Regions from separate parts of the Homo sapiens genome. Here all the other regions are linked to region 3. Evidence: chromatin loops called from intact Hi-C (ENCODE). Cell type or tissue: PC-3. All regions are shown on one strand. Links, peaks and the distances in the headings refer to the core of each region. The heading gives the core; the rest is flanking DNA.

Evidence for each region. Peaks named below come from ENCODE experiments on the same cell type or tissue, not always from the same donor. Only the 100,000 strongest peaks of a DNase experiment are listed, where the experiment ranks them.
Region 1: it touches region 3 in a loop (7-fold over the local background); 35 of 110 quality-filtered maps call a loop at or near these places.
Region 2: it touches region 3 in a loop (6-fold over the local background); 9 of 110 quality-filtered maps call a loop at or near these places.
Region 4: a loop joins it to region 3, with 9 times the contacts of the local background. A loop is called at or near these places in 2 of 110 quality-filtered maps.
Region 5: a loop joins it to region 3, with 4 times the contacts of the local background. A loop is called at or near these places in 9 of 110 quality-filtered maps.
Region 6: it touches region 3 in a loop (8-fold over the local background); 41 of 110 quality-filtered maps call a loop at or near these places.

Annotation. Positions count from the first base shown.
Region 1 is chr10:73,846,114-73,851,504 of GRCh38, forward strand. CAMK2G (calcium/calmodulin dependent protein kinase II gamma) reads right to left here. Exons shown (of 23, transcript NM_001367534.1): 6 at 3,148-3,220; 7 at 2,900-3,002; 8 at 2,413-2,496; 9 at 1,875-1,969; 10 at 1,112-1,234. Among named protein-coding and RNA genes, the nearest start is that of CAMK2G, 26 kb to the right of the region's middle. In PC-3, for the core only: a CTCF peak has its summit at 3,092 (motif pointing right); a DNase peak (open chromatin) is centred at 3,128.
Region 2 is chr10:74,057,055-74,061,054 of GRCh38, forward strand. The region is part of intron 2 of VCL (vinculin); the gene reads left to right. Among named protein-coding and RNA genes, the nearest start is that of VCL, 61 kb to the left of the region's middle. In PC-3, for the core only: a CTCF peak has its summit at 1,778; DNase peaks (open chromatin) are centred at 225, 1,227 and 1,858; H3K4me3 peaks cover 675 bases; H3K27ac peaks cover 1,808 bases.
Region 3 is chr10:73,938,234-73,943,624 of GRCh38, forward strand. No RefSeq gene overlaps it. Among named protein-coding and RNA genes, the nearest start is that of C10orf55, 18 kb to the left of the region's middle. RefSeq lists an enhancer at 2,472-2,631. In PC-3, for the core only: CTCF peaks have their summits at 2,578 (motif pointing left) and 3,402; DNase peaks (open chromatin) are centred at 2,548 and 3,298; H3K4me3 peaks cover 694 bases; H3K27ac peaks cover 2,000 bases.
Region 4 is chr10:74,101,603-74,105,602 of GRCh38, forward strand. VCL (vinculin) reads left to right here. Exons shown (of 22, transcript NM_014000.3): 15 at 2,218-2,326; 16 at 3,449-3,751. Among named protein-coding and RNA genes, the nearest start is that of AP3M1, 47 kb to the right of the region's middle. In PC-3, for the core only: CTCF peaks have their summits at 2,132 (motif pointing left) and 2,340; a DNase peak (open chromatin) is centred at 2,119.
Region 5 is chr10:74,033,819-74,037,818 of GRCh38, forward strand. All of the region lies in intron 1 of VCL (vinculin), which reads left to right. It overlaps LOC124902455 (a long non-coding RNA gene), which reads left to right. Exons shown (of 2, transcript XR_007062197.1): 2 at 1-297. Among named protein-coding and RNA genes, the nearest start is that of VCL, 38 kb to the left of the region's middle. RefSeq lists an enhancer at 879-1,008. In PC-3, for the core only: a CTCF peak has its summit at 1,760 (motif pointing left); a DNase peak (open chromatin) is centred at 1,753.
Region 6 is chr10:74,079,165-74,083,164 of GRCh38, forward strand. VCL (vinculin) reads left to right here. Exons shown (of 22, transcript NM_014000.3): 7 at 3,290-3,380. Among named protein-coding and RNA genes, the nearest start is that of AP3M1, 70 kb to the right of the region's middle. In PC-3, for the core only: no CTCF peak of the experiment used is centred there; DNase peaks (open chromatin) are centred at 827 and 2,237; H3K4me3 peaks cover 1,111 bases; H3K27ac peaks cover 1,857 bases.

The sequences.
Region 1 (5,391 bases), core at 650-4,649, 92 kb before region 3:
TAAATGCAAATTTCATTCTTCTTTAAAACCCTTAAATGATTCCCTATGTTTTCAGAATAAAATCCAAACTCCTGAGGCAGAAACTTGTATGTCAGGGAATCTTTTGCCCCATTCTCTTGCATTCTGATATTTGCAGCCTCATCGACAACCAAACAACTCAACATTCCTTCAACTCACCATAGTTTCCCATAACCTCTCACTGTGCTAAACTCTGTCTGCAGGTTAACGTTCTGAGGACCTCGTTATTTGCCAAGAACAAGCACAGGGGTGTCACCTCCTCCGTGCAGCCTTCAGTAACCCCACCACCCACCAGGAACAGTAGGAGCTCCTGTACTCTCATTAGATTCTTGTACCTACTTGTCACATTGTAACATGACTGCCTGTTTGAGTGCCTGTCTCCCTAGATGATCTTTTGGGGCAGGGACCATGCCTCATTCATCTTTGTATCTCCAGCACCCAGACGGTAACCAGCACCAAAGAGGTATTTAATAAACACAGAATGGACAGATAAATAATGCCTCGTGGTTGTCAAGATGCCTAACTCTACCAAATCCTCTTCTTTGTCTGAAAGTTGATATTTCAGCTTGAAAGAATTGTGTATAAAAACAGAGTACGTCAACCCACACTGATAGCCTAGAGGACTCTCCTAGGACTTTAGCGCAGAAGCTTTATGCCTCAGCTTTTATGCTTTTAATGACTCAGAAACCCCTTCTGTTGATTTGTTGGATCTTGGTCACCACTCCAGTGGAGTTGAGATCTGAGTATGAACCCCAGCTTGGGAATTCACTTTGGGTTTTGCCAGCTGCTTTCTATCACCGGCTACCTGGAGTCCACAAGGGTCAACCTGAGCCCTCATCCAAGAACAGAACCAATCCCAGCCTGACAGCCATGAGTGGGGGAGAGAGGAGCAGTGGCCCACCAGCCCCATCAGCCTCCCGAGTCTCCCTGGTGACATTTATTGACCCTGGCCCTCAACAGTCCTCTGCCCGCCTGCTCAGTTATTGCTTGGGGCCCAGAATGAATCTCTGCTGGTAAGAAGGAGGGGGTGGTGCCGAGGGCACACAGAAGGCTGACACCCCTGAGCTCCTTGGCCACTAGCAAAGACACTTACACAGACCCACGGGTGCTTGAGAGCCTGGTCAGCCGTGATGCGCTTTGCTGGGTTTATGGTCAGCATCTGGTTGATCAAGTTCTTGGCTTCAGGAGTTACCGTGTCCCATTCTGGTGATGGGAACTAAGGAGCAGGAATAGGGAGAAGAATGTGGTATTGGTGAGCTTCATACCCTGCAACACTGGTTCTGTCTTCAACTCAACTCCTGTAATTGGGATACTCTGTGGTACCTAAAGCTGTGACTGGCAGAGTTGGAGAAGCCCTGCGGCTATTCCAGAACCTGTGTCAACTTAAAGACTTGGAAAGACAGACAGAACAGTCATGTTTAGAATGCCAGAACATCAGATTAGAGCGGGAAGGGGACTCCAACATTCTCTGGTTTAAGCCCAGCTCTATACTTAGGAGGGAACAGAGGCTCAGCAATGTGTCCAAGGTGCCACTGCAGTGGAGGGAGTCTCCAGGCCTTTTGTCCCTGTGTTACACAGCACACCAATGAGGCCGCTCCATTCTTTGCAAGTAAAGATCAAAGGACTTCAGTGGACTCCTCAATTTTAGTTATGAAGAAGGCTGTGCAAAAGAAAGTTGCTCCCTGGGACATAGAGTGGCAAGAATTGGGCCCTGGATGCCCATTCCTGGGTCCTCAAAGTCCCCTGACACCCCCGTATCACGTGACACACTAAACAAGCCTGCTCCCTTGGACAGAGCCCGAGGAGCAAGGACATCTGCCCTTCCTGGCCTGGCTGCCCGGCTCTCTGGTCCTTACATCATAGGCTCCAGCCTTGATCTGCTGATACAGCTTGTGCTGATCCTCATCCCAGAAGGGAGGATAGCCCACCAGGAGGATATACAGGATGACCCCTACGAGACAGAACACACAGGTCATGGGGGTCAGTCGCCTACTTCCCTGAGGAACCAAGAAAAACCATGCAGGGCTCAGAGCCACCTAGAAAGGCAGGGGCCATACCAGAGTCAGAAGTGGATGCCAGCCGATAATGCTATGCTACCAGCCCCTCCTGCTATGCCTCACACTTCACGTCACCAAGTCACACCAGGGATTTCTTTAGGCACAACCCATCCTCTAAGGCGTGGGCAAATCCCTCTCCAAGAAGGATACAATGTCATCCCAGAAGTACGCAGGGAGGAGGGTGTGATGGGAACAGCCATCCCAGGGGCAAACACCATAATTTCACATACACCAGGCACGTGTGTGACCTGCAAGGAATAGCGATGCCTCTTTCTTGCCATCATCGGAAGTTGAGGGCCCTTAACAGCGAAAAGCTGAGAGCGTGGAATGGGCTTACCGCAGGCCCAGATATCCACAGGTTTTCCATAGGGATCTTTCCTCAAGACCTCAGGGGACAAGTAACCTGGGGTGCCAGCAAAACCTGTAGCAAAAGAGAGGGCAGAGGCATACTGAACCCACTTTCTCTCTCGTTAAATCCACACCAGCCATTTCCCCCAAGTCCCATCTTATTCCTGCTGCTTTTGCTACATAAACTCTCAGCACATGGGCAGCAAGAGCTGACAGGCTGGGCTTCTTGTAGCGCCTGGAATCTGAACCAGACGGCAAAGCCGTATGCCTACCAGGAACTCCAGCTCCTTCCCACAGGCAGCAAGAAAGCAGTGCTGACAACAGCTAGACTTACTGTACTGAGTCGCGTACGGCCAAGAGAGATCTCGGAGGCCAGGACCATTAAGGGTCTGGCTTCTAGTTCTAATAGAGGAAGGCAGATCAGGAAGAGGAGGAAGGGCGGGGGCTGCATTCCGGGAAGACAGGATCACCCTTACCAAACCAAGCCTGCTGCTCTCCCTGTACTTCGATGGCTAGGCCAAAATCAGCCAGCTTGACGGCGGCACCCTTGCATTTACTCGCCAGCAGCAGGTTCTCAGGCTGCAGAAGAAACACAGAGAACCTTGTGAGCACCCACCCTGCAGCCCAGAGGAAGCCTAGTTTGGGCCTACGCAGTACCACTATCTGGCACCAGGTGGCGCCAACACTTCATGAGCAGAGGCACGGAGGGGAGCCTGGGTAGTACCTTCAGGTCCCTGTGGACGATGTCATGCTGGTGGATGTGGTTAACACTCTCCAGAATCTGATGTATACAGTGGCTAAAAAAGCAGAAGGAAAAGAAATGTTAGCGCAGGGTTAAACCACCTCATCCACATCCACAACCACATGCTGCAGACTAAGGCATGTGACAAGGGGCCACGGATTCACAGAGAATCACTTAACGGCCACTGGAACCTTAGACTCTGCACATCATCTTGTTCAACCTATTTAAAGAAAGAGGAAACCGAGGCCCAGGCAGATGCAATGGTTTTTCTAGGATCACCGCTAGAACGGGTTCCTCTCACCCCCTTTTGACTGGAAAGGTCTAACACAACCAACTCATTTCCAAGAGATCAGGAGACAGCCCAGAATCCTGAGGAAGAAGAGAGCATCCAATCCCTTCCTTCTTTCTCTTTCTCCATACAGTAACTTTGTTCTTGGAGAAGAAGCTTGTGCTGGCAACTTAGGAAGGAGAGTCCAACTAAACAACCTAAGCTACTTTGGCGGTGGGTGCACTCATTCATTTCCCTAAATGTTTATTGAGTGCCTAGGATAATGAAGATGGACAAGACCCAATAGCTGCCCTGAGGTCTGGCATCCAGTAAGGCAGCTAAAACAAGTACAAAGATACCTTTAAGAAACAATGTACTTAAGAGCTTCCAAACAGGGCATTTAAGGAGCACTTCTGATGATTTTGCGTAGAGAAAAAAACCCAAAGTTATTTTATTATTTTATTTTTGAGACAGGGTCTCACTCTGTTGCCTGGGTTAGAGTGCAATGTCGTGAACACAGCTCACCGCAGCCTTGACCTCCTGGGCTCAAGCAATCCTCCCACTTCAGCCTCCCCAGTAGCTGGGACCACAAGCATGAGCCACCGTGCCCAGCTAATTTTTGTATTTTTTTGTGGAGACAAGGTCTCACCATGTTGCCCAGGCTGGTCTTGAACTCCTGAGCTCAAGTGATCCACCCACCTTGGCCTCTCAGTGTTGGGATTACAGGCGTGAGCCACTGCGCCCAGCCACAGTCACACACGTAAATCAGACTGTCCACATAGCAAACCATCCTGCCATCCCTGTCATCAAACTCCTGACAGGGAGCGGGGGCAGTCTAGAGCAGTGGTTTTCAACTGGGAATGAATTTGCCGCCCGCCCCCCCCCACCGCAGGGGACATTTGGCAATGCCTAGAGAAATTTCTGGTTGTCACAACTGGAGGAGGGGTGCTCCCAGCATTTGGTGGGCAGAGGCCAAGGATGCTTCTAAATGTCTGCCACAATGCACAGGAGAGGCCTCACAACAAGGAAGTACCTGGCCTAAAACGTTAGTAGCACCAAGGCTGAGGAACTTGGCCTAGAATATAGACCCCCGTCATCAGGCACTATCTGGTATATTAAGCACATCTGCAGAGCATCCCAGTGTATGGGGCTGGGTGGCCTGGACTTACTATTCCTAAAATCTGATGCTGGGGATGCCACAAGAACCAAGGGGTCGTACTGGGTCCCTGGGGGCTGAAACTCGGGCCTCCCCATAGGACACAGCCCAAGAGTGGGCCACAGAAACTTTAAGACTGAGCTATAGAGGCGAGTCTCCACAGAGATGTATAATTAGAACAGAGCCGGGCTAGCAGGGAGCGCCTTCTGGCCAAAAATGGCAAAAGTGCGAAGTGTCCCAGCAGAGCCAGGCCAAGCCCACTGGTACAGTCACCCCCCCTCAGGGCCCCCTCCCTATAGCTCTCCCTCCTCCCCGCAGGCTCCCTGAGCCATCACTGCCTCCTCCGTCCCAGAGCCTCGTCCTCCCCTGCTGGCACTGGAATTCATCTCCCCACTTGAGAATTCTTCCCGAGGCTGAAGCATCTGAAGTTGATCAGCAAACATTGGCCTCTCAAGGTTGAGAAATTCGTGAGGAAGCTGCACTCCCCCACTCTCCAGAAGCAGCCAGAGCTGCCACATAAGCCAGATAAGCTGCAGGCAGGATGATCAAAACCAGGTTGTAGGGACATCACCCTCGAGAAAAGCAAGGCTGGGGGAAGAGCCAAGGCGGGAAAGGCAGGCTGAACAGGCGCCTGAGAGCGTGGGTGAGGGAGGCACCAGGGATTCCAGGGAGGGCAGAGGCTGAGGCATGTGGCCGGGGAACGGTCCTCAAGTTGGAGGAGCCCCACGGCAAGGCTGGTCATGGTGGTCTAGGGACAAGGTGACAGAGGCTGAAAGCTCCCGGGGCTCTATGGTTGGATTAT
Region 2 (4,000 bases), core at 1-4,000, 120 kb after region 3:
CCCTCAGCCTCCTGAATAGCTGGGGCTACAGGTACATGCCATCATGCATGGCTAATTTTTTAAAATTTTTCGTAGAGATAGGGTCTCGCTACGTAGTCTAGGCTGTTCTCAAACTCCTGGGCTCAAGCAATCCTCCCACCTCAGCCTCCCAAAGCGCTGGGATTATAGGTGTGAGTCACCATCCCTGGCTCTATTTTTATTATTTAAAAAAAAATTATATGTATATATAAATTCCAGTGAATTGATAGAGGCAGTACTTCCTATTTGAAGCATACTAGAATGGCTGAACTCTCAGTTGCTGATGCCTGAAATTTTATATTGGAGTTCATTCCTTAGGTTAACAATTTAAATCTTAAATATCTAATGAAGGGATAATTTGGGGGGCCTTAGCAGTCATTTTCACTTAGATCTTTGTCTGAAGGTAGGTTCTTAATATGCGGGAAGGCAGAGAGAGCTTGAGGGCCTGCCTGTACCCCAAACCCCTGTCTTCTCACTCAGGCCTTATATTATGAAGGGTCTGGACTTTAATATTATCTTCAAATAAGGCCATGTATGTAGTCACAGGAAAAAAAGAAGTTTTAAAAGATGTTGTTCATGGCCAGGTGTGGTGGCTCACGTTGTAATCCCAGCACTTTGGGAGGCTGAGGTGGCCAGATTGCTTGAGCCCAGGAGTTCAAGACCAGCCTGGGCAACATGGCAAAACCCCATCTCTATTAAAAATACAAAAAATTACCTGGGCATGGTGGCATGCACCTGTAGTCCCAGTTACTCGGGAGGCTAAGGTAGGAGGATCACTTGAGCCCAGGAGGTCAAGGCTGTGGTGAGCCGTGATCGTGCCACTGCACTCCAGCCCAGACAAAAGTTGATCATGCAATTAAAATATTAAATGTAAGCACTTAAATAGACCACCATTTTTATGAACCTGTTTTGGCATTTCTTCATTTTTAAATATGATGGACTTCTCAGACTGGGAAGTGATCTATGCCTTTCTTGATGTCTGAAAGACCCTGACAGGATGGGAAGGGAAGGGAAGATCTCAACAAGGGCTAAGAAAAGAGGAAGAATAGCCCTGACAATTGATTTTGCCTGCCACATAATTATACTGGGGCCAGACTGGTTGGAGATGACAGTGAGGGAGGTGCTGGGTGCAGTGGCCAGGTGGAGAAAACCTCACTGACCAGATTCTCATGTTCTCACTTCCTTCCCTCCACCTGTTTCCTTCCCATCTCCCAAGTGTCGTCGTAGCCTTGTTTGATCAGATATGTTTGTGGGCTCTGCAACAAGCTCTCTCTCTCTAATACAGGGATCGTGGTATGTAAACACCTGTTTCCTTGGGTGTGCTCCAGGAACTGCGACCTCCATGAAATAAAATTTTCAAGTGTTCTGTTCCATAGTACTTCACTCTTAGGCAAACAATGCATCTTTTTGACAGTATTTATAACCTAAAAGGCTATACTGTCTAAGATCAGTTTTAATTTTTTTGTTTTTATTAAAACAGTGAATGTGATATGAGTTACTTCCACTCCTCCCCAACTTTTTTTTTTTTTTGGTGGGAGTGAAAGTTGAACGTGAATGTTTTCAAGTGCTTTCCAGTTTTAATTTATGGACCATATGTCTAAATAGACTTAATCACACCATTTCCTTTATATTATTTTGTCTAAAGCTCTCCTTTCCACGGCCACTAAACCAGTGAGCTGACATAGGATGACTGCTTTTTACAGAAGTAGATTGAGATTGTTTGGCTTTAGAGTGAGCTACCTGCACTTTGTGATGGTAGACTGCCCTCCCTAGTCCAACTAGACCGATTGCAAGTGCATGTTATTTCTCACAGAAAGGGTGTGTGTGTGTGTGTGCGTGTGCACGTGCGTATGCGTGAGAGAGAGAGAGAAAGAGATCTACTGGAAAAAGAGCTCAAAGAGATGCTGCAAAGAGAATCATCTTTATAAGTAGTGCTGAACTTCTCAAGGCAGGAGCAGTGTAGTTACCTTCTCCATCGCAACATTCCTAACCTCTTAGGTAAAAATGACTCCTCCAGGCCAGGCACGGTGGCTCACACCTGTAATCCCAGCACTTAGGGATCACCTGAGGTTGGGAGTTCGAGACCAGTCTGGCCAACATGGTGAAACCCCATCTCTATTAAAAATACAAAAACTAGTTCGGCATGGTGGCGCATGCCTATAATCCCAACTACTGGGAGGCTAAGGCTTGAGAATCACTTGAGTGTGGGAGAGGCAGAGTTTGCAGTGGGCTGAGATCGCACCACTGCACTCCAGCCTGGGTGACAGAGCAAGACTCCACTTCGAAAGAAAAAAAAAAAAGAAAAGAAAAAATCTCCTCCTGCTTTTGCACCCATACTTTTTTTTTTTTTGAGACGGAGTCTCGCCCTGTCACGAAGGCTGTAGTGCAGTGGTGCCATCTTGGCTCATTGCAACCTCCACCTCCTGGGTTCAAGCAATTTTCCTGTCTCAGCTTCCTGAGTAGCTGGGATTACAGGCATGTGCCACCACGCTTGGCTAATTTTTGTATTTTTTAAGTAGAGATGGGGTTTCACCATGTTGGTCAGATTGGTCTCGAATTCCTGACCTTGTGATCTGCCTGCCTTGGCCTCCCAAAGTGTTGGGATTACAGGTGTGAGCCACCGCGTCCAGCCTGCTGGACATACTTCTAAAGACTGATTTGTACTTGTCTCCTCCTACCAAGGTTCCTCTTAGGTAAGGACTTTTAAAAAATATTCCCATTTCTAGGAATCATAGCATGTAATAGTTCCTCAATATATTAGATGAATAAATATATGAAAGAATTTAAAGGAATTTAAGATTAGTGACTCTGCTGGGCACAGTGGCTCACGCCTGTAATTCTGGCACTTTGTGAGGCAAGGCAGGAGGATCACTTGAGCCCAGGAGTTCAAGACCAGTCTGGACAACATAGGGAGACCTTGTCTGTACAAAACATAAAAAATTAGCTGGGCATGGTGATGTGCACCTATAGTCTCAGCTACTTAAGAGGCTGAGGTGGGAGGATCACTTGAGCCCAGGAGTTCAAGACCAGTGTGGGCAACATAGTGAGACCCTGTCTCTACAAAAAATATAAAAAATAAAAAATTATCTGGGCATGGTGGCATGTGCCTTTGGTCTCAGTTACTTGATAGGCTGAGGTGGGAGGATGACTTGAGTCTGGGAGGTTGAGGCTACAGTGAGCTGTGATGGTACCACTGCACTCCACCCTGGGTAACAGAGCGAGACACTGTCTAGAAAAAAAATTTAGTAACTCACTTTTTCTGGATATAGTCTAAAAGAACCCTTAAAAAGGACTTGCAGGCAGAGTGTGGTGGCTCACACCTGTAATCCCAGCATTTTGGAAGACCGAAGTGGGTGGATCACTTGAGGTCAGGAGTTGGAGACCAGCCTGGGCAATATGATGAAACCTCATCTCTACGCAAAATACAAAAAAAATTAGCTGGGCATAGTGGCGCATTCCTGTAGTTCCAGCTACTTGGGAGGCTGAGGCAGGAGGATTGCTTGAGCCCAGGGAACGGAGGTTGCTGTGAGCTGAGATCGCGCCACTGCACTCCAGCCTGGGCAACAGAATGAGACTCTGTCTCAAAAAAAAAAAAAAAAAGAAAAAGAAAAAGAAGAAAAAAGACTTGTGGTAGTCTTTTTATAATCTCTAAATGGATTTTCCTCTTCTTTGGCATACATTTAATCTTCTTGGTTAGTGATAATTGAAATCACATGGAACTGAGGAATTTGTGCTCTTTTTTTCTTACAAAATAATTACTCATACTCAAGGTCTTCTCCTAAATTGTCTCAAATTAGAGTAGGTGGTAATTCTGGGAAGAATGTATTAGAGGGTCATGAGTGAGCATATTTCGAGATCCCATAAGGCTGTCATTGGTCCATTTGATATATAGCATAAGATTTTTTTTCTAGCAATTTAGGTTGAAGATTCAAAGGGAGAGAGAAGTACTAGTTGATTGATTTAAATTATCTAATTAAATATT
Region 3 (5,391 bases), core at 693-4,692:
TTTGGCTAAGGCCTCAGATTATGTAGGGCCTCAGATACAGACCTTAAATGTGTGGGGTCACACACCTGTCAGAGCTACATTCAGCCTCACTGTGCGGGATCAGGTGAAGACATGCATCCTAAACTTGCTACCATTACCAGCCCTATGGTGTGCTGTAAACTCATTATCTTCATATGGCTTGTGAATTGCTCTGTTATGTTGCATTATATATGTATATATACACATATGTGTGTATGGGACTCTGTGTGTGTGTTTGTTGTAAACCAAAAATAAAAATCTAAGGCTACCCCCACCATCTGAAGAGACTCCCTCCTCTTGGCCAGGCCACTCCAAAGTTAACCTGAACAACTGTTTTCAGGCCATGAGGGGAAGTGGGGGTTGGACCTGCCTCATAATGCCCTCCTGCCTTTTGGAATTCAGGAAAAGCTGACCAGCATTAACAACAACATAGACCTTAAGTCTGATAAATAACCTTTACAATCTATTCTCTCCTGAAGCCTGCTATCTGGAGGCTTCATTTGCATGATAAAACTTTGGTCTCCATAACCTCTTATCATAACCTAGATATTTCATTCTAGTGATAACTCTTTTAACCATTGCCAATGAGAATTTTGTTTGTTTGTTTGAGATGGAGTCTTGAGTGCAGGCTGGAATGCAGTGGTGCAATCTTGGCTCACTGCAACCTCCGCCTCCCAGCTTCAAATGATTCTCCTGCCTCAGCCTCCTGAGTAGCTAGGATTACAGGTGCCTGCCACTACGCCCGGCTAATTTTTGTATTTTTTAGTAGAGACAGGGTTTTGCCATGTTGGCCAGGCTGGTCTCAAACTCCTGACCTCAGATGATCTGCCCACCTCAGCCTACCGAAGTGCTGGGATTACAGGCATGAGCCACTGCACCCGGCCTAGAAAATTTTTTAATCTACCTATAATCTTGAAGGCTCTGTACCCCATTCCCCATTTTGAGTTGTCCCCCCTTTCTGGATCTAACCAATGTACATCTTAAATGTGTTGACTGATGTCTCATGCCTCCCTAAAATGTATAAAACCAAGCTGTGCCCCTACCACCTTGGGCACATGTTCTCAGGGTCTCCTGAGGGCTGTATCACAAGCTATGGTCACCCATATTTGGCTCAGAATAAATCTCTTCAAATATTTTACACAGTTTGACTCTTTTCGTCAACTCTCTCTCTCTCTCTGCGTGTGTGTGTGTGTGTGTGTGTGTGTGTGTGTGCCACCACACCCGGCCAACATTTTTAAAAATAATAATAAATAAAAAAAATAATAAAATAATAAAACGGGGCCAGGCGCGGTGGCTCACGCCTGTAATCCCAGCAATTTGGGAGGCGGACGCAGGAAGATCGCTTAAGCCCAGGAGTTCGAGACCAGCCTAGGCAACAAAGTGAGACTTTCTCTCTACAAAAAATACAAAATACAGCTTTGGGCATTTTTTCTTTTTTTGAGATAGGGCCTGGCTTTGTCACCCAGGCTGGAGTGCAGTGGGTCATCACCACTCACTGCAGCCTGGACCTACTGGGCTGAAGTGATCCTCCCACCTCAGCCTCCCAAGTAGCTGAGACTACAGGCATGCGCCACCATGCCCAGCTAATTTTTGTATTTTTTGTGGAGATGGTGTCTCATTTTGTTGCCCAGGTTGGTCTCGAACCCCCGAACTCAAGTGATCCTCCTGCCTCAGCCTCCCCAAGTGCTGAGATTATAGGCGTGAGCCACCATGCCTGGCTTTCTTTTACTCATTTATTTATTTATTTGGGTGTGGGGGTCACAGCTTTGACTTGCTAAGTATACACATTTGAGATATACCACACTTTCAGTAACTTTGTTTTGGCATTAAAAATCTGTATCTATCTATATCTAGAGCTTTGAAAGGGAAGTAATAAACATTTTTTTTTTTTTTGAGACAGAGTCTTGCTCTGTCGCCCAGGCTGGAGTGCAGTGGCTAGATCTGGGCTCACTGCAAGCTCCGCCTTCTGGGTTCACGCCATTCTCCTGCCTCAGCCTCCCGAGTAGCTGGAACTACAGGTGCTCGCCACCACGCCCGGCTAATTTTCTTTGTATTTTTTAGTAGATACGAGGTTTCACCATGTTAGCCAGGATGGTCTCGATCTTCTGACCTCGTGATCCGCCCGCCTCGGCCTCCCAAAGTGCTGGGATTACAGGCGTGAGCCACTGCGCCCGGCCAACATTTTTTAAAATAATAAAACGGGGCCAGGTGCGGTGGCTCACGCCTGTAATCCCAGCACTTTGGGAGGCCGACGCGGGAAGATTGCTTGAGCCCAGGAGTTTGAGACCAGCCTGGGCAACAAAGTGAGACTTTGTCTCTACAAAAAATACAAAATAAAAATAAAACGGAAGGAGTCTGGCTCAGTCTTCACCTCTGAGAAGGGTAAGGAGAGCTCCAAACCGGAGCCTGAGAGCGCCTGTCCCCACTGGGCACTTGGACTGAGCGTCAAGAACCGAGGGCGGCCCGTGGGAGTCTTCCTTCCGCGGCCCGGGCGCGGTTCTGGCTTCATCTGCATCGCTCTGGCGGCCCCTGCTGGGCTGGCGGTGAAAGGCGACCCGGGATGGGGCGGTGCCCCGAGCTCTGGCTGGAGTAGGAGACACTGCGTGGGGGTGGCCTGGTGGGCAGCACGAAGACGTTGGGCTCAAGGGGACTCAAAGAAGACAAGCTCTGTTTACCGCACGGTTGTTTATTGCCACGCTGTGGGCTAAGGGATTGTTCTGAAAGTGCTGCTGAGGAAGGGGGCAAGTCCAGGTCTGAGGGCAAGACTGCTGAGCCCAGGGAGGGAAATGTCCGATTGCTGGGTGGGAATTCATGACCCTATTTCTTCTCTTCTCCTTCCCGGCTCCACGTGGTGACCATAAAGGGCCTGGCCTCTCTGAGCAGGGCAGCCATCCTCCTCCGTGCAGCTGGTTGGGGTCATGAACTCTGATTCAGAAAGAGGGAGCAGGATTTCTTGCTAAGACCTCCTGGCCGAAGTCAAATTCTCTGACCTGCTTTTACTGAAAAGCCTTGTTCTGAGGGCATACAGGAGCCTCAATCAACCATTTAATAAAAATGCTTCCTCACCGTCCTCATGGTCTTTATCCCTCTGGGGTGGAAGGTAGGATTCAGGGCCCCAAACCTTTCCCTGAGCATACTGGTTACCCAGTGGGTCCTAGTGAGTATTTGAGATAAAAATAGCTTATGGGAGCCTGTGGCTTAGTGCAGCTGCCATGGCTAGTGCCTTGACCAAAGGTGGTATCAGGTGATTTGGAAAATAGAGCCTTTTGGGTCTGGCAAAGGCTCACTTCAAATAGACAGAGGTTTTAGTCACTGTGAGTCAAGCAGTTTATGCCACCACAGCTTGCTGGCGCCCCTTCACCCATTCTCATCCAATGTATTGCAAATGGAAACTTTAAACTGGAAAAAGCAGCTTTTTATATATGACCACTTTTTTTTAAATTCTTTTTTGAGACAGGGTCTTCCTCTGTCACCCAGTCTGGAGTGCCGTGGTACCATCTCGGCTCACTTCAACCTCCGCCTCCTGGGCACAGGTGATCCTCCCACCTCAGCCTCCCGAGTAGCTGGGATTACAGGTGTGTGCCACCACGCCTGGCTAATATTTGCTACTTTTAGCAGAGGTGGAGTTTCACCATGTTGCCCAGGCTGGTCCTGAACTCCTGGGCTCAAGTGATTTACCCACCTCAGCCTCCCAAAGTGCTGGGATTATAGGTGTGAGCCACCACTCCCAGCCATAGCCACTTCTTTATATATGGTTCTTCATATTTGTGTGTGAAGTTTTGAGTCCTTAGGTCGCTAGTGGTAGCAGCCTTCCCAGATTCTGTCATCTTTCTCTTGTTTTGTACATGACCCAGAGCCTATTAATAGGGAACCGTGGCCAAGCTAAGCCCTTAGGCTCACGAAGCAGGTTCAGAGGTCCCTGAGTCCTACCCTCCTCCACTCTCAGGCCCGGCATTGGCCTGACAGGTTGACTGCCCAGACCCTTGCCATGGCTGTGGATTCAGCCACCAGAGGGTGGTCAGTTTTACTGGTGGACAATAAAGGGGAATATCCGATTTGTAGTAATTGAAAAAGCCCATTTTCAGAGCAGTCTATGTCTGGGAATCAGGTTTGCTTTGACTCGGGGAGAAACTAGATTGTTTTGAAAAATGAATTTTAGGACCGGGCGCAGTGGCTCACGCCTGTAATCCTAGCACTTTGGGAGGCTGAGGTAGGTGGTTCACGAGGTCAGGTGTTCAAGACCAGCCTGACCAACATGGTGAAACCCCATCTCTACTAAAAATACAAAAATTAGGCGGGTGTGGTGGTGCGCGCCTGTAATCCCAGGTACTTGGGAGGCTGAGGCAGGAGAATCACTTGAACCCGGGAGTCAGAGGTTGCAGTGAGCCGAGATCGCACCACTGCACTCCAGCCTGGGCAACACAGCAAGACTCTGTCTCAAAAAGAAAAATGAATTTTAGTCTTGCAAACTGAAGAGCAGTGGAAAATGAAAGGTAACTGAGGGACATATATTTTAATCTTTTATTGTAAAACATGGCATAGAAAAGAAAACCACACAAATCAAATGTATAGCTTAATTTATTATTATAAGGTAAAACCACCCAGATTAAGAAATAAGGCCAGGCGTGGTGGCTCATGGCTCTAATCCCAGCACTTTGGGAAGCCGAGGCAGGTGGATCACTTGAGTCCAGGAGTTTGAGACCAGCCTGGGAAACATGGCGAAACCCCATCTCTACTAAAAATATAAAAAACTAGCCAAGCGTGGTGGTGTGCACCTGTAGTCCCAGCTACTCAGGAGGCTGAGGTAGGAGAATCATCTGAGCTCGGGAGGTTGAGGCCGTGGTGAGCCGAGATTGTGCCATTGCACTCCAGCTTGGGCAACTGGAGTGAGATCCTGTCTCAAAGAAGAAAAAAATAAAAAAATTTTCCAGCCTCCCCAGAAAACCTTCTGTGTGCACTGTTCAAATCACAACCCTCCCTCCTCCCACAAACCATCACTATCCTGAGTAATACAGCAATCAAAATGGATATTTTGGAGGACAGCTTAGACATATAAACCCAAACTAACTACTTTTATTTTATTTTATTTTTTAGACTGAGTCTCATTCTGTCACCCAGGCTGGAGTGTGGTGGTCCAATCTCAACTCACTGCAACCTCCATCTCCCGGGTTCAAGCAATTCTCCTGCCTCAGCCTGCCAAAGTAGCTGGGATTACAGGTGTGTGCCACCATGCCTGGCTAATTTTTGTACTTTTAGTAGAGATGGGGTTTCACCATGTTGGCCAGGCTGGTCTCGAATTCCTGACCTCAGGAGATCTCCCTGCCTCAGCCTCCCAAAGTGCTGGGATTACAGGTGTGAGCCACCACACTGGCC
Region 4 (4,000 bases), core at 1-4,000, 160 kb after region 3:
TGGACTGCAGTGGCGCAATCTCGGCTCACTGCAAGCTCCGCTTCCCGGGTTCACGCCATTCTCCTGCCTCAGCCTCCCGAGTAGCTGGGACTACAGGCGCCCGCCACCGCGCCCGGCTAATTTTTTTTGTATTTTTAGTAGAGACGGGGTTTCACCTTGTTAGCCAGGATGGTCTCGATCTTAGTTTTGAAAGTAGAAAAAATTAGTAAAGCAATCCCCTTGCCACATACACACATAACTAGGAAAATATTTGGATAATCTTTTTTTTTTTTTTTTTTGAGGGACAGAGTTTCGCTCTTGTCACCCAGGCTGGAGTCCAATGGTGTAATCTCAGCTCACTGCAGCCTCCACTTCCTGGGTTCAAGTGGTTCTCCTGACTCTGCCTCCTGAGTAGCTGGGATTACAGGCACCCGCCACCATGCCCGGCTAATTTTTCTATTTTTTAGTAGAGACAGGGTTTCTCCATGTTGGCCAGGCTGGTCTTGAACTCCTGACCTCATGATCCGCCCACCTCGGCCTCCCAAAGTGCTGAGATTACAGGCATGAGCTACTGCGGCCGGCTTGGATAATCTTAAGAGGCTACTTTGTTTTGATTTTGGAGTTTATATCTTTTCTCCACATCTTTGTGAGAGTTTTTTTTTTTTTTTTAAATTGATCTGTTTCTATAACTTTCTTTTTTCTACTTATTGTGTAACAAGGCATGGCTAGTAAGTTTGGGAGCAAAGGAAGATTGGGAAAAAAAACCAAACTGTACAGTTATTAAAAGTTTACTATGTGATAGGTTTTCTTAAAAATATTAGCTCAACATTATTTAGTGTGATGTTTGTGCAATTTTTCTTCTATTCAAATTATAGAAAATTCATTATTTTTTCATTTATTTATTCAGACATTTACTGAGTGCCTATGATACATTCGAAACTATGCTAGGCTTTATAAATTTGTGATACTGGCTTATGTGTGAACTTGTGAGGAGATATGGGGGAAATAAACATGTCTCTGAATCATTAAACTTTTGCCTGTGTGGCGTGTTAATAAATTAGATCCTCTTGTCCAACTTTTTAACTTGTCCAACTTTTACACAATTTTTCATAAGCTACAAACATGTCTAACACTCTTTAAAAGCTCCCATAAAACATGGAACATAAAATACAATTTCAATATGAAACTGAGATTCCTAAAAAGGAGGAACAGGAATCTAGGCTTATAACACCAATTATAGATAAAATGAGGACTCTGGAGACAGATTTGGACTTGAGACCTCTGTGAGTTTTTTTTTTTTTCCGAGACGGAGTCTTGCTCTGTTGCCCAGGCTGGAGTGCAGTGGCATGATCTTGGCTCACTGCAACCTCCGCCTCCGGGGTTCAAGCGATTCTCTTGCCTCAGCCTCCCCAGTAGCTAAGATTACAGGCGTCCACCACCATACCCGGCTAGTTTTTTGTATTTTTATTAGAGATGGGGTTTCACCATATTGGCCAGGCTGGTCTCAAACTCCTGACCTCAAGTGATCCACCCGCCTCGGTCTCCCAAAGTGCTGGGATTATGGGTATGAGCCACTGCACCCGGCCGACTCCTCTGTGCTCTTGATGCTTAGTCTCTCATCTGTAAAATGGAGCTAACTCCTTCCTAATGGACTCTATTTGGATTAAGAATATGCATGTACAGCCTGTATCTTACCAGATACGTGGCAAATGTTAATCCTTTTTTCCCCAAATGCTGTAACTGACTGGCCAGGACCTCTTGAGCAGTCACTTAAATTTTCTGAGACTTGGTTTTTGCATCTCTAAAGTAGAGATATTAACTGTCCTGTCTCATGGGGTTGTTGTGAGGATTTTTTCTTCATATTATTCATAAATCAGTTTTGAGTACTTTTCGGTATCCTTCTTAATGGTGATTTTTAAGATGGAAGAGTTGACATCAAGTGTTTAAACATATGCCAGTTTTGTGTATGTTCTTCTGAAGTATCAAGTGGACACTCATTTACTTTGTCACTTTATTACCTTCTTAAAATCAGGCTGTGATGGTAAAACCTTCCTGTGAAGGGCCCATTCTGGGGAGCTGTTTATTGAGACCAAACCTCATGTATTCAGCCTGAAAAGAGACTTGCCACTTTCTGGCTTTACAGTGCCATCTGTAGGTAAAGAGGAGAAAGCTTGGCTGAAGGTTTGTATCTGGAGAGCAAGGGTGCTCTGGTGTTTAAAGGTGTTTTGTCATTGTCAGGTGGTCTCGGCTGCTCGTATCTTACTTAGGAACCCTGGAAATCAAGCTGCTTATGAACATTTTGAGACCATGAAGAACCAGTGGATCGATAATGTTGAAAAAATGACAGGTAGAGTTTTCTATACAAATCTTGTTGTCTAATCCATGAAGAATGAGTTCTGAGAAATTGGAGCGGGACTGGTTCTGTTACTCAGCTGTAATTGGATAAAGGGCCGGTCACGTGCTGAGCAGTGTACTTGGCTCTGCTTAAGGCTGCTGAGCAGTGGCGGCTTCTCATTCAAGCCTTGCAACTTTGTCAGAAGAGAGACTCTTTGAGTCTCTTTTATTTTAATGCTGCCCTCCTGGCGTGATGTTTATTGTCACCACTCCTATCTTCTCTTTGAATAGTGTCTTTGCCCAGTCCGAGCCCGAGTTTGGTTTCAGAGGCTGGGAGGCGGTGTTTGTGGATACAGTAAGTGTCCCTGTCATTTTCAGTGGGTTCACATTTCAAGGAACCACAATAGCTACCATTTAATACAACTTGTCTCAAAGTTTCCTCCAACTTATCAACTACGTAGTTTTTTTAAAAAGGAGAAACCAACCACCAGCAAACCTGTGTCTGTGCAATTGAAGTGGCACCTCTGAATCGTCTTCATTCTCTGTAAAGGGAGAGATAGGAAAGAAGGAATGAGGAATGTAGGCTTTTTGCTGTCCCTGCAGAACCTGCTGTGACTGGGGTCCATGGCAGCCCGAGATGAAAGTGGAACTCCTGAGGTGTCTGAAGAGAGGTAACAGGAATAAGAAATAGGCTGTTAGGGTTATTGGAATCCTCCGCATGGCTCATCTTGAGCACTACAAGCTGCCAACAAGCAACAGATGGCTGGGGAGTGAGAGGGACAGGGAGAAAATATTATTCACAGATAACGTGGTGGTGATGCAGTGATGGTTTCAGACATATTCCTTGTTTCCTCCCGATGTTGCATTTCTGGTTGTCTGGGGTGGATACAAGAAGGCTGGCAACCACGGTTGGTATAAATGCTGCAAATCCAGATGGGCTTTTGGGCTATGTCCTCACTGTTTTTTTTAACTGTGGTGTTTACCTGGAAGCTTTTGATTATGTAGGAAGAGTTTGAGCTGAAGAAGAGAATTCTGGATGTTATACTTTCTCATGAGAAGTTTGAGTGGATAACAGTGTTTTGGAGTTTCTGTTCTTCTAAATTGAAACTAAATTCCATTTCTGTTTTCCTAACAGGGCTGGTGGACGAAGCCATTGATACCAAATCTCTGTTGGATGCTTCAGAAGAAGCAATTAAAAAAGACCTGGACAAGTGCAAGGTAGCTATGGCCAACATTCAGCCTCAGATGCTGGTTGCTGGGGCAACCAGTATTGCTCGTCGGGCCAACCGGATCCTGCTGGTGGCTAAGAGGGAGGTGGAGAATTCCGAGGATCCCAAGTTCCGTGAGGCTGTGAAAGCTGCCTCTGATGAATTGAGCAAAACCATCTCCCCGATGGTGATGGATGCAAAAGCTGTGGCTGGAAACATTTCCGACCCTGGTAAGCAATGCATGGCACTATGTCTCACCTCCACTGAGAGGTTAACTCAGGAAAGGTCGTGAGGGAATATGTACCCCACAACCACCACATACAAAGTCTGGGGGCAAAAACTATAGACACTTAGTTTGAGAATGCTAGATTAATCTTTTTCCATCCAAGTCTCTGCAGTTATCAGCAGGCTTGTTGTATGTTAGTTTTTCTGGACCAACTTCTCTGTGCTTTCTTTTTTTTTTGAGACTCTCACCCAGG
Region 5 (4,000 bases), core at 1-4,000, 95 kb after region 3:
CCTATGTTACCAATTGACCCAGTCACTTGAGCCAGGGGCTGGGAGCCATCCTAGATTTCTGTCTCACCCTCCACATGGAGTGTCATGTGGCTGCCTTTTTTACACCTGCCCTCTCATCTCCATTCACACTGCTGCTGCTTCTGCTACAGTTAATCTGTAGTTTATCTTTCACTAAGACTGTAAGCTCCATGAGATCTGGGGCCATGTGTGTTTTCTTCATCACTGTCTGTAATGCTTGGTACATTGCATGTTATGTAAGTAATATTTGTTGATTGAATAAATGAATTCACAAATGAACTTGTCTTCCGAGTTTTCTTCGCTCTGATCCATTCTTGCTGCTGAATTTTTCTGTTTGAAATGCAGACCTAACAATGTCTTTTACTTAGAATAATTAAATAATTCCCCATTGCTTAGAGGATAAGTCTATTGCATTGCATACAAGGCCCTCCATGATGTGGCCCCTTTCTGCTTTTCCAATTTCCTGTCCTCTCCACATCTCCTCTCTACCCAGTACCCCATTTTCCAGCTATGTTTCCTGAGCTGGCCATGCTTTCCCATATCTTGCCCTATTAACTAGAAAGCCCTCCTTTTTACCTTGAATTCCATTACTTCTGGAGAACTCTTATTCTGCCTTCCTAGAGTTTCTCTTCCTCTGTGAAACTTCCTGTACCTCACCTACGCAGAGCAGAAACTTGGTTGTAACTCTACTAGAGCATGCATTACACTGCATTGCCTTATTTGTTTAAGCATTTGTCAACGAACAACAAGGACTGAGTCTCACTTTTGTATCCCCATCACACAGTGACAGACACAGTGCCTCCCACATGGGAAGTACTCATTAAGTGCTTGATTAAATGAATAAGTTGGAAATCAGAGTAGATTAGAGAGTTTTAGTTTTTCTGGATGTGGCCTCTTAAACACTGAACTCTGGCTGGCCATCTGTGAATGATGTACAAAGGATATCAGTGAGGGGTGGATGGATCACAAGTTCATCACCACCCCAGAAAAACAATCAAAAGCATTGCTGATGATGGGTCACTTACATTATTATTATCCTTGTATGACTGAGGCCTGGTACTGGGCACAGCTGCAATCAGAATGGTTGTTCAGTATAATGGATTGATCAGGCTAACTGTTATGCCATGACATTGATTTGAGCCACAGTAAGTACAGGCAAATGGGTACACATTCTTAAGTCTGGTCACAATCAGTTGGTCACAACCTATTGTCTAAATACATTAAGAACATCTTCCTACCACATTTTTAATGTAATGTTCTTTAGTTACGACTTACATTGTACAAATAAGTAACACAAGTCTTCTCAGCTTTGTTTTGTCTTTCTGTTTTCTTGTACTTAGTCTAGCTAAGGGAGACATCTACATTAACATATTTTTTAGTCTAGGTAGTGACTTGAACCAGCCAACCTTTTTTTTCTTTCTTTTTTTTTTTTTGCTGGAAAGAAACCAAATCTCTCTACATTACCAAACCAAATCGAGTAGATTGTGATGAAAGGAGTAATAATAACAACAGCAGAAGACAAAAGGCCTCTCACATAGAATTTTGAACTAAAGTCACATATTGAACAAAGGATATTTAAATTAACTACTGAACAAAGTAAGAGCTCTTCAAAAGAAACAGAGCTCCCTGCCAAGCCCCCTAAAAATGCCCCCAGGCCTCTTATTCATTCACTACCATTATTTCAGTTTATATCTAAAGATGTTTTATTTCTTATCTCATTCTCTTCCCACCACCTAGTGGACACATAGTTGGCACTTACTGCTTGTTTATTGAATTGAATGGAATCTAGCCCCAAGAGTTAAAAGCTATTCTCTGAAGAAGAAAATAAAAGAGAAATAATTTTGTCAGTGAATAGAAATAACAAGTCTGAGTTTCTCTCGGCAATGGAATAAAGTTAGGAAGGGATAACACGTACAGTTGGCTCTCTGTATCTGTGGGTTCCACACTTCTGCATTTAGCCAACTGCGGATTGAAAATATTCAGAAAACAAGGATAGTTGCATCTGTGTTGAACATGTACAGATTTTTTCCTTGTCTTTATTCCCTAAACAATACAGTATAACAACTATGTACATAGCATTTATATTATATTAGGTATTATAAATAATCCAGAGATAATTTAAAGTATGTGGGAGGATGTGTGTAAGTTATATTCAAATACTATGCTGTTTTATATAAGAGACAAGCATCTGTGGGTTTTGGTATTTGAAGGGGGTCATGGAACCAATTCTCCATAGATACCAAGAGACATGACTATATTTATTATAAAGTTAGATTACTCCAAAAGGGTTGTTTTTAAATACTGACCCAGAGAAAGCTAATTAGACTATAACTAAGATCTGTTTGTTCTTTTCTCTGTTTTTGTTTTTGTTTTTTGTTTTTTTTAGACGGAGTTTTGCTTTTGTCGCCCAGGCTGGAGTGCCATGGCACGATCTCGGCTCACTGCAACCTCTGCCTCCCAGGTTCAAGTGATTCTCCTGTCTCACCCTCCCGAGTAGCTGGGATTACAGGCGCCCACCATCACGCCCGGCCAATTTTTATATATTTAGTAGAGACAGGGTTTCACCATGTTGGCCAGTCTGGTCTCAAACTTCTGATCTCAGGTGATCCACCCGCCTTGGCCTCCCAAAGTGCTGGATTACAGGCGTGAGCCACCGTGCCCAGCCACTCTGTTTTTTTTTAACCCTTTAATCCATAGGACTTTTTTCAGAAGGAATAAGATCTATTTTAAGGCATAAAAAAAATGAGGCATCAGACAGATGTGGTGGCATGCACCCGTATTCCCAGCTACTTGGGAGGCTGAGGTGGGAGGATTCCTTGACCCCAGCAGTTTGAGTCCAGCCTGGGCAATATAGCAAGACCCCATCTTAAAAAAAAAAAAGTAAAAAAGAAGCATTTGTTGATTCTTACTGACCTGTTTGCAAAGTTGTAGTCTACATTGGGAATCATATTTCTCCATACTAAGTTGACCTCGAAGAATAACATTTTCCCACCAGCTATGAAGATTCCTGTTAGTTAACAAAAGACATTTTGTGAATTAATCCCTTTCTTGTTTGTTCTACTTTTTTTCTTTTTCTTTTTTTTTTTTCTTTTGAGATGGAGTCTCGCTCTGTCACCCAGGCTGGAGTGCAGTGGCCCGATCTTGGCTCACTGCAAGCTCTGCCTCCCGGGTTCGCGCCATTCTCCTGCCTCAGCCTCCCGAGTAGCTGGGACTACAGGCGCCCGCCACCACGCCCGGCTAATTTTTTGTATTTTTAGTCGAGACGGGGTTTCACCGTGTTAGCCACGATGGTCTCCATCTCCTGACCTTGTGATCTACCCACCTCCTGACCTTGTGATCTACCCACTTACGCCTGGGATTACAGGCGTAAGCCACCACGGCTGACTGTTCTACTCTATTTTTATTTGGAAAAGATGGGTGCTATGGAAATTTTCTGTTTTGATGGTGACAGGAGAGTACAGGAAAATGCATTTTCTGTCATCAATGGGTTAATGGCTTAAAAATTAAAGATTTGTCTTTGGTTCTCCTAGACAGGCTTTGCCAGTTGTTCTCAAATAGGACATACCTTTCTGCTTCTGTAGATCTTTACAAAGTGGTTCTTTGGAAGTTCTCGACTTGTTATTTTGGTGATAGAACACTAAATTGTAAAGATCTAGAACAGAGGATGACAATCTTTGAATAAATGGGCAGGTCAAGGTAACATAATCCTCTCTGCCTTCACTTAGCATACAAAGTCCTGAACTAACTGAACTTTCCTTTCTAGCCTCATTTCCTCTGCTGAAGCCACACCAGCGTGTCTTTCTAGTCCTGGCCTCCTTGTACTCGCATATCTGACTGAACCTTCTTTGCCTGTGCTCTTCTCTTTGTTTGGGCTGTCTGATTCTTCTCTACTGGGCAGCTTCTCCTTTCCAGGCCTGGCTCCTTTTTTCTAAAAGACCACATAGGAAAGGAATAAATGAAGGTTATAGTAGCTGTGTGAAGA
Region 6 (4,000 bases), core at 1-4,000, 140 kb after region 3:
GGCACTGTATTTTTTTCATTTAAAACATGAATTCATAAGAATTTTATGTTAAGAAGGAGCATAACATGGTGGGGGAGGACCCAGATAGATTCAGGCCAGCTGTCCCCAAAGCCACATGACTAGACCTGGTCTTTTTATACTTCACTCTTTCAACACCCACAAACCCCCTGAAAAACAAACCAAAAACAGATAAGAAATTGGTAGAGACTTTTCTTTTTCCCAAAGTTGAGCTTTTACAGAGAAGAATACTCAAATGAAGGTGCAGTTTTTCTCTCTTCTATTTCATATCTGAATTATACTGACCTGAAATATACAGACCTACATGACAAGGTTTAGCAAAATGGTTTGTGGTACAAAGCATGGCTGACCACAAGGGTTACGATTATTTTCACCCTTTATAAATATATCCCCAAATTGACTTCTGTCCTAGTTGTCCAGTGAATTTGTTTATGTCATATTCATTGTTTGTATACTTACATGCTTATGACAGAATTCTGTCAATTCTATAATAAATATTGCCTTTCAAAAGAAATATATATGAAAGTCTTAGGAGAAAAAAATTCCCTTAGACATGTTTGTTTTTACTAGATATGACTAACATAAAATGGTTACTTATAACCTACTGTTTTCCAGAAAGAATTTAAGATGGCTCTTTCAGTTATTGTTTTAAATCTCTGAAATTGTCTAAAATTAATGCTGTTAAAAATTTTGGTAACTTATTGAAAGTCGCAGTTATTAAATGCAGCTTCATTCAAAATTGGCTATTGGTTCCTTTTAGGGGAAAATGAACATCTCTTAATTTTAACTTCTTGACGGTGTCACACCTCCCACTGAGCAGTAAATTACTCACTTCCTGAGAATTACATTCTTTCCTTGCAGTACTGGCCATTAGAGCTTTATTAAGGAGAAAAAAAGAAATGATTTTTGAGGATGCTGAATAGACAAAAACTATTTTTTCCATTGTGTTTCAAATCATTTTTGGGCATTGGAGAATAAAAGCAGTCATTTTTGTTAGTGTAGATTATGAATTTGATTTCTGGAGCTTATTTTCTCTGCAGTATTAACCAAAGTCAAAACTGACAAGGCAGAGATTTGCTGACTATTGTTGGAGATTAGTAGAATCTTTAGCAACTCTCCTTGGTAAAAGAAAAAAAAATCTTGTTTCATTTGATAAGCAATGAGGTTTGGAGTCAACAAACCTGAGATCAAATTAGGTTTGTAGGAGTCAGTTCCTGTTTCTTAATTTGTAGTATTATTTAAATGACATTTAAATTTGAGATTCAATGAGGTAAGGAGGGGGAAAGTAGCTAAAACAGAACCTAACATGCAGGGAATGCATATTAAATTCAATGCATGTCAGTTGAATTTAGTTTCCTAACTAGTAGCCTTTAATGTTAGAGTAGACATAAAAATTTCTGACCTTCGTTTCCCTTTGAATTTAGATTTTTGAAATGTAATAAATACCTATTGCTTTTCTCACTGAAAATAAAAGTGTGTTAGGAAAATGGTTTAACAGGTTTTAAGTGAAATATTTTTACATTGACATAATTATTCTCCAGGATGTCCACACACTTCCTAAGTAAGAGTTTGTGATTAAAAGAAAACCTATGCCTAGATAACTTGTGTTAGATCCTGAAGGCTACCCAGTTCTCTGAGGTTAGGAGTTGCCTGGCCTCAAGTCTTTTAAAAAGTTATTGATTCAGGCCTTGCTAATTTGGAATTAAGCTAAAGTTGACCTTTGCATTAATTTTGAAGGCAACGTTTTCTGCACAAATTAATTTAAGACATGATAGGAGAGATTTGCTGATATTCAAACCATTTGAGAATCAAAGCACTTAAAAATACCACATATCTTCTTCTAATTACAAGTGGATTTTGAAATAGATCCTCTTATGATTCTGCCTTTTATTGACAGCTACCATGGTTACATATAACTTGATAATAAAAATATTTTGTTTTCAATTTTTTTGGTAATTTAGTTCACTTCTTTTTCATTGCTATAGCTGAGAATTTGCTATTTAGAGCCTTAGATAGCCAAGGATTCAACAGGAGAATCATCTGTGTCTGTTTAGAAGGGGAAGGAGGGATTCCGACAGTTGAGAGATCTGTCTTTTGAATAGGGGGCTTTGGAACAGTTGTGGACCTTGAGCCTAACTATGGGTGCTGCCAATGCTTATTTGTGATAGTGCTGTATCTTTTTTTGAATTGGAAGTGGGGATGCTCCTGGTGCCCCCGTGTGGAAAACTAGTGGTGCAACACCTTTAAGAACCCCAGTTGTGCAGGATTGGAAACTGAAGGAAGCTAGGACATTGCCTAGAATTTTAGAGGTTAACTTTGTGCTTTGATGGCTTAACTCTGTAAGAGTCAGTTTCCTACAGCAAAAAGGAGGATAGATGGTCTTTGAAGATGCTAAATAGAGACTTAAGAGATGGCTGGTGTTATATTGTTCTCTGTGTTTTTATGTGTTTAAAAAAATTTACGGAAATACTTAAATACATTTAAAGTGATTAGTCTGTTGTTTCAGCTTCTCCTGGTGTATCCTGGGAGATTTTATGCTAGTTTCCTGATAGTCCTCGTGAATCCTGGTTGTAAAAAATAAGCTGAGACCCATTTATTCTATCCTGCATCTTCTTCCAGGTGAGGGATAGTAAGGGAACTAAGAAGGAGGAATAGCAGGGAAGGTCAGAAAACACTTCTAAATTATATTACTTTGAGGGGTTTATTTGTAGAATTAAAATTAAACTGCTAGATTAACATTTTCAATTGTTTCTTCCAACCAGTAATTCCAAGTTTTTCAGGTTAATTGAATATAGTGAAATATCATCCAGTGTGTGCATTTCAAAACAAGATGTAAAAGAACTGTGATTTGTGGCACCACATACTAACGAGGCTTCCCTGAGGTGGGAAGGGCTTTGGCAAGGCTGCAGTAGATGAATGTTGACTAGTGGAAAGGCTGACAATGAGGCATGTGACAACAGGGCTTTTTCCTGCTGAAGACATTAAACATATTCTGGCTTGAGCAATTTTACCAGTTTTCACAGTTTTAGCAATAGGGAACCCAATTCCACTCTGTTTAGCAACAGAGTAGAATTAACTGAATATTTGCATGCAAGATGCTGCATTTTGACAGAAATGAGAATTGTGGTGTGGTGACAATATTTTTAAGGCCTTCGTAGGACTGACTACCTTAGCTATGTATGTTAATGCTGTAACTTCTTCTCTGTCTTACGTTCTATCATGGTATCTCAACTTTTGCAAAGAAAATAATGGTGGGATTTCTTCCCAAAAGGACACTGAAGCCATGAAGAGAGCATTGGCCTCCATAGACTCCAAACTGAACCAGGCCAAAGGTTGGCTCCGTGACCCTAGTGCCTCCCCAGGTAACCCTCTAGTTCTGCTTTTCTGATCAATACAACGAGAAGCTAAAAACCAAGCAAATGAAAGAAAGAAATTTTCCCATAATCTCATCATCTGAGAGAACTACTGTAACATTATGGGGCATACCCCATTATCTGATAGTTCTGAGTAACTGAAGCAAGTAGTAGGCCTTACAAGGATGAAGGGAATAGATTCGATCACCTCTAATCACGGAGGAGTAAGTCATACTGAGCTGGGCATTCTTTGCAAAATTTTTGGTTCTCCCCTTCCCTGAATCCAAAAGGTAATTATTTTGAATGAAAGTTCTTCTCTTCCAGTTCCCATTGAGCAGACTTCCATTTATGTCAACAGAGTTCTTAATTAAGCAGATTAAATCATGATGCCAATGAGAATTGGAAAGTTGACTGTATAAAGATAAGACCCAAATAGGTTATTGAACTAGGCTTTATTGATTTTCTAATCTAATATTTATTCTGTTTTAGATTAATATTTGAATGAATGTGAAAAACCTAAAGTAGGTTGGAGGTGCTAAATACTATTAAATTGTTAGAGTCTGTTTTCATCATCCATATTCTTACCACAAGCTACTTAGTATCTCCAAATAGATACAGTTCCAAGTATC